3 separate regions of the Homo sapiens genome follow, and all the other regions are linked to region 3. The links are chromatin contacts, found by Hi-C or POLR2A ChIA-PET in ENCODE. All regions are on one chromosome and are shown on one strand. Each heading gives the region's core, a stretch centred on a gene start or an enhancer-like site at or near the end of the contact. The rest is flanking DNA. Distances are from core to core; before and after follow the strand shown.

Region 1 (3,539 bases), core at 376-2,875, 66 kb before region 3:
CCTTTGCCTCCCGGGTTCAAGTGATTCTCCTACCTCAGTCTCCCAAGTAGCTTGGATTACAACAGGCATGCCACCAGGCCTGGCTAATTTTTCTTTTTTTTTTTTTTTTTTTTTTTTAGTAGAGACAGGGTTTCACTACGTTGGCCAGGCTGGTCTCGAACTCCTGACCTCAGTGATCTGCCTGCCTCGGCCTTCCAAAGTGCTGGGATTACGGTTGTGAGTCACTGTGCCCGGCCAACACCTGGCTAATTTTTGTATTTTCGGTAAAGACAGGATTTCATCACGTTGCCCAGGCTGGTCTCGAACTCCTGAACTCAAGCAATCTGCCTGCCTCGGCTTCCCAAAGTGGTGGGATTAAGGCGTGAGCCATCGCGCCTGGCCAGTTAACCAATTCTTAATCTTTTGGCAGTTAAGAATCCCTTTGACAATCTGATAAAAACTTGAACACTTTCTCCCAGAAAATAGAATGGACTTACACAAAAAATTCAGGAACCCTGGATTAAGAACCTTTGCCCTGGCCGGGCACAGTGGCTCATGCCTGTAATCCCAGCACTTTGGGAGGCTCAGGCGGGCAGATCACGATGTCAAGAGATTGAGACCATCCTGGCCAACATGGTGAAACTCCGTCTCTACTGAAAATACAAAAATTAGCTGGGCATGGTGGTGCTAGCCTGTAGTCCCAGCTACTTGGGAGGCTGAGGAAGGAGAATCGCTTGAACCCGGGAGGCGGAGGTTGCAGTGAGCCGAGATTGCACCACTGCACTCCAGCCTGGTTACAGAGCGAGACTCCATCTAAAAAAAAAAAACAAAAAAAAAAAACTTGCCCTAGCAAAAAGCCTAAGAAAAGTGGCCAAAAATGAGAGATTGAGCCACTGTTTCTAACTAGGAATTCCAAACTCCCCCATTCACATAAGTAGAATACTCCTTCTTCTGCACAACATAATAATTATCCTTAATGAATCAATAAAGTGAGGGAATTCCTCCATGGTTTATAATCCTCACCTGCTAGTAACAATACAACTTCCATTTATTGGGCTCTACTATGTGGCAGAAGTCCTGGAGGGCGGGTGATAGTTATATCCCCATTTTGTACATCAGAAAACCAAGGCTCAGAGGTATCAACTGACCTGGCCAAGGCTACCCAGATGGAAAGTGGCAGAGCTGGGTTTGGAACTCTGGTATTTTGATTTCCAAAGCCCAACTATCCTACCTCCCACCAGAGGGAAGCTTATTACCATACTGACTACTGGGAGACAGCAAAGAATATTGCCAAAGAGCCACAACCCAATCATTTCCATCTGCTCTTCTAGTAAGTAAACAGTCCAGTCCAAGGGTCCAGTCCAGTATTACACACCCTCTGGGCATCCAATAAATACCTCCTGAGTGACTAAGGGCAAACAGAACCGTATACTGTTGTCGACAGAAAAGTAGAGAAATAGAGTCAATAGTTTTTAAGTGAGTTCCATTTGAATACATGTGTCACAGCTACAGCCTCAGTCACTGTCGTGTTTCCAACTGTACCTCTCCAGTTTGGCAAAGGCCCCAAACACCTAATCTGTTACACCCTCTCATGCAAAGGTTTGCAACCCATCAATGAGCTAATGAGATGAATCAACAGTGAAATTTCAATGAAACATAGTCTAGATAACCTCTCCTGTGTTCCTGTTCTACCCTGTATATCCTCTATGACTTTGGCCATGACACTATATAATAGCTGTTCCCAGGAGACTAACAGCTACCATTTCTGAGCACTTACATGTGTATCACTAAAAGCCTCTAAGGGCCAGGATCTGGTCATTTCATCTCTCTATGACCACTGCCCAGCATGGGCCTCAGCATATAAATACATGACAAATGAATGAATACTTGCACCTAGAAATACAGTAATCATTATTTCAAATAGAAAGACATTTTTACTAAACAATGACAGAAAAGATGAAGATTTAAGAGCCATAATACCCAAGCTTCCAAAAAAGAAAGCTTACATACTCCTCCTTAGATGTTCAACAATAGAGTTCTTTGCATCAAGGACCCCTCCAAATAAGTATCAGGGAAAAATAAAAGGCAGGTCTCAATCTAGAACAGTAAAGTAAAACGGAGACAAAATGAGGCCATGGGGCTCAGTGTTACTCTAAGCCAGTGGTTGTAGTCTTTTTTGGGTCATGGATTCCTTTGAGAATTTGATGAAATCTACAAATTCTCTCTCTGCAGAAAATATACAGACCCCAAAATTCAGCATATACTCATTCTGAAAGCATCATAGACACCCCTGACCCAACCCCTTAAGGGTCTACAGAACCTCAAGTTCCTATAACCTTTGCTTAGAATCTGCACGTCTAGCCATGTCTCACTAGAGGCAACCCAAAACACTAACCATTTAGTTTTTCAGCGGTCACACTGTTAAAGAAAGCTGAAGCAATGGCTTTAGTACTTGTAATGTTTCACCACCCACCACAATGGCCTCTACTCTTTTTTTTTTTTTTTTTTTTTGAGACGGAGTCTCGCTCTGTCGCCCAGGCTGGAGTGCAGTGGCGGGATCTCGGCTCACTGCAAGCTCCGAATGGCCTCTACTCTTGTTTCCTGATTCATGTGGTTGAGCCACAGTAACACACTGTGGGGTGAGGATATTCTATTTTCCCCTACTAGAAAGTAAGAAATTCAAAAGCAGGAGCCATGTCTGATAGTGCTATGTATACCACCTAAGGCGGTGCACATTTTATATAATTAATCGCTGTTGATTGGTTTACTAAAGAACGGTTCTTTGTCTTTGTTTTTGTTTTTTTGAGATGGAGTTTCACTCGTCACCCAGGCTGGAGTGCAGTGGTGCGATCTTAGCTCACTGCAACCTCCACCTCCCAGGTTCAAGGGATTCTCCTGCCTCAGCCTCCTGAGTAGCTGGGACTACAGGCACACGCCACCACACCAACTTTTGTATTTTTAGTAGAGACAGGGTTTCACCATGTCGGCCAGGATGGTCTTGATCTACTGACCTCGTGAACTGCCCACCTCAGCCTCCCAAAGTGCTGGGATTACAGGTGTGAGCCACAGCGCCTGGCCATGCCTGGCTAATTTTTTGTATTTTTAGTAGAGACAGGGGTTTCATCATGTTGGCCAGGCTGGTCTCGAACTCCTGACCTTGGGTGATCCACCTGCCTCGGCCTCCCAAAGTGCAGGGGTTACAGGTGTGAGCCACCATGCCCAGTCCAAGAACAGGGTTTTTTGTTTTGCTTTGTTTTGTTTTGAGACGGAGTCTCGCTCTGCCACCCAGGCTGGAGTGCAGTGGCGTGATCTTGGCTCACTGCAACCTCCACCCCAGTGATTCTCCTGCCTCAGCCTCCTGAGTAGCTGGTACTACAGGCACGTGCCACCACCCCTGCCTAATTTTTTTTTTTTTTTTTTTTTTGTATTTTTAGTAGAGACAGAGTTTCACCGTGTTAGCCAGGATGGTCTCGATCTCCTGGCCTAGTGATCTGCCCGCCTCAGCCTCCCAAAGTGCTGGGATTACAGGCATAAGCCACCACACCCGGCCAAAGAACAGG
Region 2 (3,442 bases), core at 394-2,893, 89 kb before region 3:
GTAATATGCACATATAATTTTGTTTCAATCCATGAAGAAACTTAGGTTGAACAGAGCCTCAGACAGGAGTGCTGATGAAGGGTTGAGGAAGTCATGGGTCCTCATCTAACAGAGTCCTTCTCTATCAATTCCTGACCCCAGGGTCTGTCAGGTCTTAAGGTTACCAATCTTGAAATGCAACTTGGTAGCACTGGTCCTACTTAAAGTGACCTCTGCATGCAATTGGCAAGTCATCCCTTGTCTGTGACTCAACTGTTCTCTGTAAAGTGGGTCTAATATTTATCCCTTCACAGAAATCTGAAGGAAAAACAGAACAAAACACCAGCCTGCTCTCAAACCTCAAGAAATAAAGATATTGGCTCTATTTTGAAATGAACTAAAATGTATTATCCATTCAACACCTTGGTTATATTTTTTAATGGCATATTTTCAGTTATTTGAAGGATGCTAAAGAAAGCAACACTCAACTCTGAATAATGTAGAACTGATTATTTTATTTTATGAGATGGAGTCTTGCTCTGTCACCCATGCTGGAGTGCAGTGCTGTAATCATAGCTCACTGCAGCCTCCAACTCCTGGGCTCAAGTGATCCTCCCACTTCAGCATCCCAAGTAGCTGGGACTACAGGTGCAAGCCATCATGCCTGGCTAATTTATTATTATTATTATTATTTAGAAATGGGGTCTTGCTATGTTGCCCAGGCTGGTCTCAAACTCCTGGCCTCAAGCAATCCTCCCACTCACACCTCAGCCTCCCAAAGTGCTGGGATCATAGGCACGAGCCACTGTGCCCAGCCACGACTGTTATTTTTAAACCCAGAATGCTGCTGATCATTAAAATAGCTACAAAAAGTGAAAATCAGCTGGCATGGAAGTGGTTAATTTTGGGACACCTGGTAACTTTCCACTTGTTAGAAACCTAATAAGTTTCTTGGTGTAAGTATACTCTTCTTAGCTTTGATGTCTAGATAATGCAGTTTTACTAGTTCCTCAATTGGACTGAATTACACGGTAAACAAAGACTGTTATAAATCTAAAAACATCTCAAACACTTGGTTTAGAGGAAATAACTTTAAGTGCTTGGTCACAAATACATTCAACTTAGTTCTAAGAGGTGGGTAAAAAAAATTAGCTGAGTCACTAAATTTAATGATCTGAAGGCCACAAAGAAAGAGAAAGTAGGAGACCGGGCATATCCAGACTTCACAATGTCTTTAGAGTTTAAATGTGATGGGAACCAGTGTTCTTAGCAGGCAACTAAGATACACAACAGAATCTGAATGTCCATTCTAATAATTTTCCAGTGCTAATCCTTTTTAAATGGAAGAGTTAAAACAGAGGGGAAAGAAGGATCCTTTAAAAATGGTAATTACTTTTATCTTTGAGCTGTACAGAGATATTTCATTAGAAAAACAGAAACACAGGACTTCAAAGTTTCCCATTTTATGCCAAGAGTCAACTACTTCAGAGAGGAAAATACTTCAGAAGTATTTTGGTTTCTCAGTCACAAATACATGCTGTAATAAAACATAATGCAAATATCTACGTGCCTTCTTCAGACTGTCACCAAGCATCTAGAGTTGTTTGTGATTTGTTTAACCAAGACACAAGGTCCCCACCAGAGTGCCGCAACTGGAAGGTAGAAGGAGGGTGTTTTCTTTTTTAACACCTCTATGAAACACTCAGGGCAAGAAGTGGTAACATTCCCAAGATAGCACACATTTTTGTAGGACCTAGAAATGCCACCGTGATCCCAGATTTACTATGACTGGGAAAGTTCATACTGTCAACAGCTCTATCAGCATACGCCTGGAAGTGTGTGTATCACTCTTCCAACACAGCGTGTGTATCACTCTTCCAACACAGCAACCTCATCCCTCTCTCCCCGAAGTAGGAAATGTTTGTGTGCTCTGTAATCTAGAATGCCCCCTAAGACAAAAATCTTCCACCATTATCCATAATAAAAATGACCATCTCCACCTGAGAATATTCAACAACTTCTGAAAACACACTGAGTTTCAAATAATCACATACAGAACACCACCAACTAGTAACACTGTAAGGAAATAATTTCATACAGAACTACAAGCAAAGGAAGTAAAATACTTGTTATCACAATTTTCCTTAATCTCAATAGGGGAAATAAATGGAAATATACATCGTAACTAACAGAAAGCAAAAAAGCATTCTTCAAACCTCCTTAAAACCTCGTATTTCTCAATATCTTACATTTCTAAGTCTTCAAAGCTATGAGTTCCCATTAGCAGCTGGTTAAAATGTTTGCATTTGGTAGACACTTGAAAAGACTCAGTTGGGGGGTGGGAGGGGTGGAACAAGAAATATATCTATGTAGGAAGCACTTTCCATGTCAGGTAGACATGGAAGTTTTCCAGAGGAATGTATTAATACTTACCAAATAGGCCAGGAAGGATGGGATATAAAAGTTTCAATAAGAAGAGAACACGACCAGGAGCAGTGGCTCATGCCTGTAATCGCAACACTTTGGGAGGCCGAGGTGGGCAGATCACGAAGTCAGGAGATCAAGACCATCCTGGCTAACATGGTGAAATCCTGTCTCTACTAAAAAAAATACAAAAAATTAGCTGGGCGAGGTGGTGGGCACCTGTAGTCCCAGCTACTCAGGAGGCTGAGGCAGGAGAATGGCGTGAACCTGGAAGGCCAGCTTGCAGTGAGCCGAGATCGTGCCACTGCACTCCAGCCTGGGCGACAGAGCAAGACTCTGTCTCAAAAGAAAAAAAAAAAGGAAGAGAACACTGGCCGGGCACGGTGACTCATGCCTGTAATCCCAGCACTTTGGGAGGCCGAGGCAGGTGGATCACCTGAGGTCAGGAGTTTGAGACCAGCCTGGCCATCATGGTAAAACTCCGCCTCTACTACAAATACAAAAATTAGCCAGGCATGGTGGTGGGCGCCAGTAATCCTAGCTACTCGGGAGGCTGAGACAGGAGAATCGCTAGAACCCTAGAGGCAGAGGTTGCAGTGAGCAGAGAGAGTGCCACTGCACTCCAGCCTGGGCAACAAGAGTGAAATTCCGTCTCAAAAAAAAAAAAAAAGAAAAGAAGGGAACACTATTCTCTGGCTTATTAAACCACTGAATTTAAGCAAAACATTTTCTTAAAACCCAATGCTTCCATTTTCATATTAATAAATGCTAAAGTAAATTTTCTTAGGGTTTTTGTTTTTCCTTTTGAATAAAGATAAATTAGAGAAGAAAAGTTGGAAATAGAGTTCAAGGTCCTTATTCATCCAATTCATTCATCTGTAAAATCCAGATGAATTTAGAGAACCTTAATTAGTAATATGCAAAAATGATGTGTTAGGGCATTTAGGTGTAAAAGGGGATTATAATCTTTTTGAATCTGAGTGAGACATAGAGGGCATTTTCATTTTCTGTGTATGATTTGTCAGAATCTGAAGCAATA
Region 3 (3,591 bases), core at 289-2,788:
CCCAAAGTGCTGGGATTACAGGCATGCGCCACCGCGCCCGGCCGTGTTTGATTTGAGACAGGCTCTCACTCTGTTGACAAGGCTGGAGTGCAGTGGCATGATCACAGCTCACTGCAGTCTCAACCCCTGGGCTCAAGCAATCCTCTCACCCCAGCTTCCCGAGTAGCTGGGACCACAGGTGCGTGCCGCCATGCCTGCCTATTTTTTTTTTTTTTTTTTGAGACACAGTCTCCCTCCATCGCCCAGGCTGGAGCTCACTGCAAGCTCTGCCTCCTTAGTTCATGGGAGTCTCCTGCCTCAGCCTCCCGAGTACCTGGGATTACAGGCGTGAACCACCACATCCGGCTATTTTTAAAATATTTTTAGTCGAGATGGGGTTTCACTATGTTGGTCAGGCTGGTCTTGAACTCCTGACTTCAAATCATCCACCCACCTCAGCCTCCCAAGGTGCTGGGATTACAGGCGTGAGCCACCACCCTCGGCTCCTGATTTTTTAATATTTTTTAAAGACGAAGTTCCACTATGTTGCCTAGGCTGATCTCAAACTCCCTGGCTTAAGCAATCCTCCCGCCTTAGCCTTCCAAAGTGCTGGGATTGCAGGCATGAGCCACCATACCCAGTGGAAGATGTATTGGAGACAATACTCATGTATATGGACAAAAAACAAAAACAAAAAACTCCAGGACTGTATTTGTGACTAATCGTATAACAGGTTATTTCAGTTTCTCTTCTGTGGAAAGTGCAAAGCATTCCAACAAAGGGTTTTAATGTAGATTTTTGTTTTGCACCCATGCTGTTGATGGCTAAATATAAGTGTCTGATGATAATGTTGAATAAAAAAAAAAAAAACAAAAAAAAAACCTTAGAGGAAGTTTTGCTATAAAGGGAGAAGAGAAATAGTCGCTAGAGGGGGGAATGAGATTGGAGGGTGTTTGGTGGAGTGGATGATATCACAGCAGGTTTTTGTTTTGTTTTGTTTTGTTTTGTTTTGAGACAGATGCCCAGGCTGGAGTGCAGTTGTGCGATCTCGGCTCACCGCAACCTTTGCCTCCTGGGCTCCAGCGATTCTCCTGCCTCAGCCTCCCAACTAGCTGGGACCACAGGCGCCCGCCACCATACCCCGCTAATTTTTTGTATTTTTAGTGGAGACTGGGTTTCGCCATGTTCGTCAGGCTGGTCTCAAACTCCTGACCTCAAGTGATCCGCCCGCCTCAGCCTCCCAAAGTGCTGTGATTACAAGTGTGAGCCACCGCGCTCAGCTCAAATCATCAGTTTTATGCTGATGGGGATGATGCAACAGACAAGGGGAAACCGGAAGATGCAGGAAAGAGATGGGAGAGGGATGGAAGGCGCAGCTGGGATTATCCAAGCACACGAGAGGCATCTGGGAGGAAGGGGTGCGTGGGCGCCAAGGCAGGTGGTGGTGGTGTTGGTGTGGGGAGTTCCCAAAAGTCCCTACTCCAATGACTTCCTTCTTCTCAGTGAAATGGGAAGCAAGAGTAAGTCTCAGTCAGCTGAGAGTGACAGCCACTCAAGTTGGTGCCCTTAAGACCACGCGGGTGGTGGAGCCTGTGGAGTGGAGATCACCTGTCTTTTATTTTCTTTTAAGACATGGGGGCCAGACGTGGTAGCTCATGCCTGTAATCCAAGCACTTTGGGGGGCCGAGGCAGGCGGATCATCTGAGGTCAGCCTGGCCAGCATGGTGAAACCCCATCTCTACTAAAAATAAAAAAGTTAGCCGGGCATGGTGGTGCACGCCTGTAATCTCAGCTACTTGGGAGGCTGAAGCAGAGGCCGCAGTGAGCTGAGATCGTGCCACTGCACTCCAGCCTGCGTGACAAGAGCGAGACTCCATCTCAAAAAAAAAACAAACCAAAAAACTTAAAAATACTCTGGGGTGGCAAACGAAATGTGGTGGCTGGATGGAGCCCTCAGGCCATGTGTTTGCAACCCTGGTGCAACTGCACTAAAGCACAGGCCAGAGTCAGTTCTGGGCTTTTGAGGGGCTCCAGGGTTTAGAGAACAGAAAGTCGAAGAGGAACCTGAGAAAGCCACCAAACAAGGAAGCTTCTTGTTTTTGTTTTTGTTTCTTTTTGAGACAGACTCTCACTCTGTCTCCCAGGCTGGAGTGCAATGGCGCGATCTCGGCTCAATGCAACCTCCACCTCCCAGGTTCAAGCAATTCTCCTGCCTCAGCCTCCCAAGTAGCTGGGATTACAGGTGCCCACCACCATGCCTGGCCAATTTTTGTATTTTTAGAGACGGTGTTTCTTTTTCTTTCTTTTTTCTTTTTTTTTTGAGACAGAGTCTTTCTCTGTCGCCAGGCTGGAGTGCAGTGACGCCATCTTGGCTCACTGCAACCGCTGACTCCCTGGTTCAAGGAATTCTACTAACTCAGCCTCCTGAGTAGCTGGGATTACAGGCACGTGCCACCATGCCCAGCTAATTCTTTGAATTTTTAGTAGAGATGGGGTTTCACCATGTTGGCCAGGATGGTCTCCATCTCCTGACCTCGTGATCCGCCCACCTCGGCCTCCCAAAGTGCTGGGATTACAGGTGTGAGCCACCGTGCCTGGCGGTTTTATTTGTTTTTTGAGACAGGGTCTCACTCTGTTGCCCAGGCTGGACTGCAGTGGCACTATCATGGCTCATTTCAGCCTTGAATTCCCAGGCTTGGGTGATTCTCCCACCTCAGTCTCCTGGGTAGCTGGGATTACAGGTGTATGCCACCAAGTCTGGCTAATTTTTTGTGTTTTTTGTAGAAATGGTGGTTTCAAGGCCGGGCGCGGTGGCTCACGCCTGTAATCCCAGTACACTGGGAGGCCGAGGTGGGCAGATCATGAGGTCAGGAGATCGAGACCATCCTGGCTAACAAGGTGAAACCCCGTCTCTACTAAAAATACAAAAAAAAAAAAAAAATTAGCCAGGCGTGGTGGCGGGCGCCTGTAGTCCCAGCTACTTGGGAGGCTGAGGCAGGAGAATGGTGTGAACCCAGGAGGCAGAGCTTGCAGTGAGCCAAGATCGCGCCACTGCACTCCAGCCTGGGCAACAGAACGAGACACAGTCTCAAAAAAAAAAAAAAAAAAAGAAATGGCGGTTTCATCATGTTGCCCCGGCTGGTCTCAACCTCTTGGGCTCAAGTGATCTGCTCACCTCTGCCTCCGAAAGTGCTGGAATTACAGGTGTAAGCCACCGAGCCCAGCCTCAAGGAAGCTTCTGAACTGTTAGGGGGAGCTCCTGCTCTAGGCCCAGCAGCTTCCAAGGCTTTAAAGGCATAATCCCATTTAATCTTGTAATGACGCTGTGAAGTGGCTCTTGGTATTAGCATTGCAATTCTGAGTATTATCTCCTCTTTGTAGATAAGGAAGATCATTTGCCCAAGGACACACAATGAGCAGATGAGACTGGAACCCAGATTTCTAGAGTGCTAGACTCTGTGTCTTCCCATTCACTTTATTTTTTATTTTATTTTATTTTATTTTTTTGAGACAGAGTCTCACTCTGTTGCCTAGGCTGGAGTGCAGTGGCACGATCTCAGCTCACTGCAACCTCTGCCTCCCAGGTTCAAGTAATTCTCGTGCCTCAGCCTC

The links. A loop is a pair of places that touch in the nucleus more often than their neighbours do. ChIA-PET counts read pairs that join two places held with the same protein, here RNA polymerase II (POLR2A). Pooled maps may share reads with other maps.
Region 1: a loop to region 3 is called in a map of endothelial cell of hepatic sinusoid, with 5 times the contacts of the local background. The contact joins two enhancer-like sites. A Hi-C loop is called at or near these places in 1 of 168 maps with a recorded cell type or tissue (endothelial cell of hepatic sinusoid) and 2 of 50 pooled maps. POLR2A ChIA-PET finds 5 or more read pairs at or near these places in 6 of 52 experiments (Caco-2, K562, MCF 10A and 3 more).
Region 2: a loop to region 3 is called in a pooled map, with 2.3 times the contacts of the local background. The contact joins two enhancer-like sites. A Hi-C loop is called at or near these places in 2 of 50 pooled maps. POLR2A ChIA-PET finds 5 or more read pairs at or near these places in 5 of 52 experiments (AG04449, GM12878, H1 and 2 more).

Annotation. Positions count from the first base shown.
Region 1 is chr19:46,888,702-46,892,240 of GRCh38, reverse strand. All of the region lies in intron 1 of ARHGAP35 (Rho GTPase activating protein 35), which reads right to left. Among named protein-coding and RNA genes, the nearest start is that of ARHGAP35, 29 kb to the right of the region's middle. Within about 2 kb of position 1,625, at least 5 of the 41 ENCODE cell types and tissues checked have a DNase peak (open chromatin) inside an H3K27ac peak, as active enhancers do.
Region 2 is chr19:46,911,677-46,915,118 of GRCh38, reverse strand. All of the region lies in intron 1 of ARHGAP35 (Rho GTPase activating protein 35), which reads right to left. Among named protein-coding and RNA genes, the nearest start is that of ARHGAP35, 52 kb to the right of the region's middle. Within about 2 kb of position 1,643, at least 5 of the 41 ENCODE cell types and tissues checked have a DNase peak (open chromatin) inside an H3K27ac peak, as active enhancers do.
Region 3 is chr19:46,822,903-46,826,493 of GRCh38, reverse strand. No RefSeq gene overlaps it. Among named protein-coding and RNA genes, the nearest start is that of SNAR-E, 6.0 kb to the left of the region's middle. Within about 2 kb of position 1,538, at least 7 of the 41 ENCODE cell types and tissues checked have a DNase peak (open chromatin) inside an H3K27ac peak, as active enhancers do.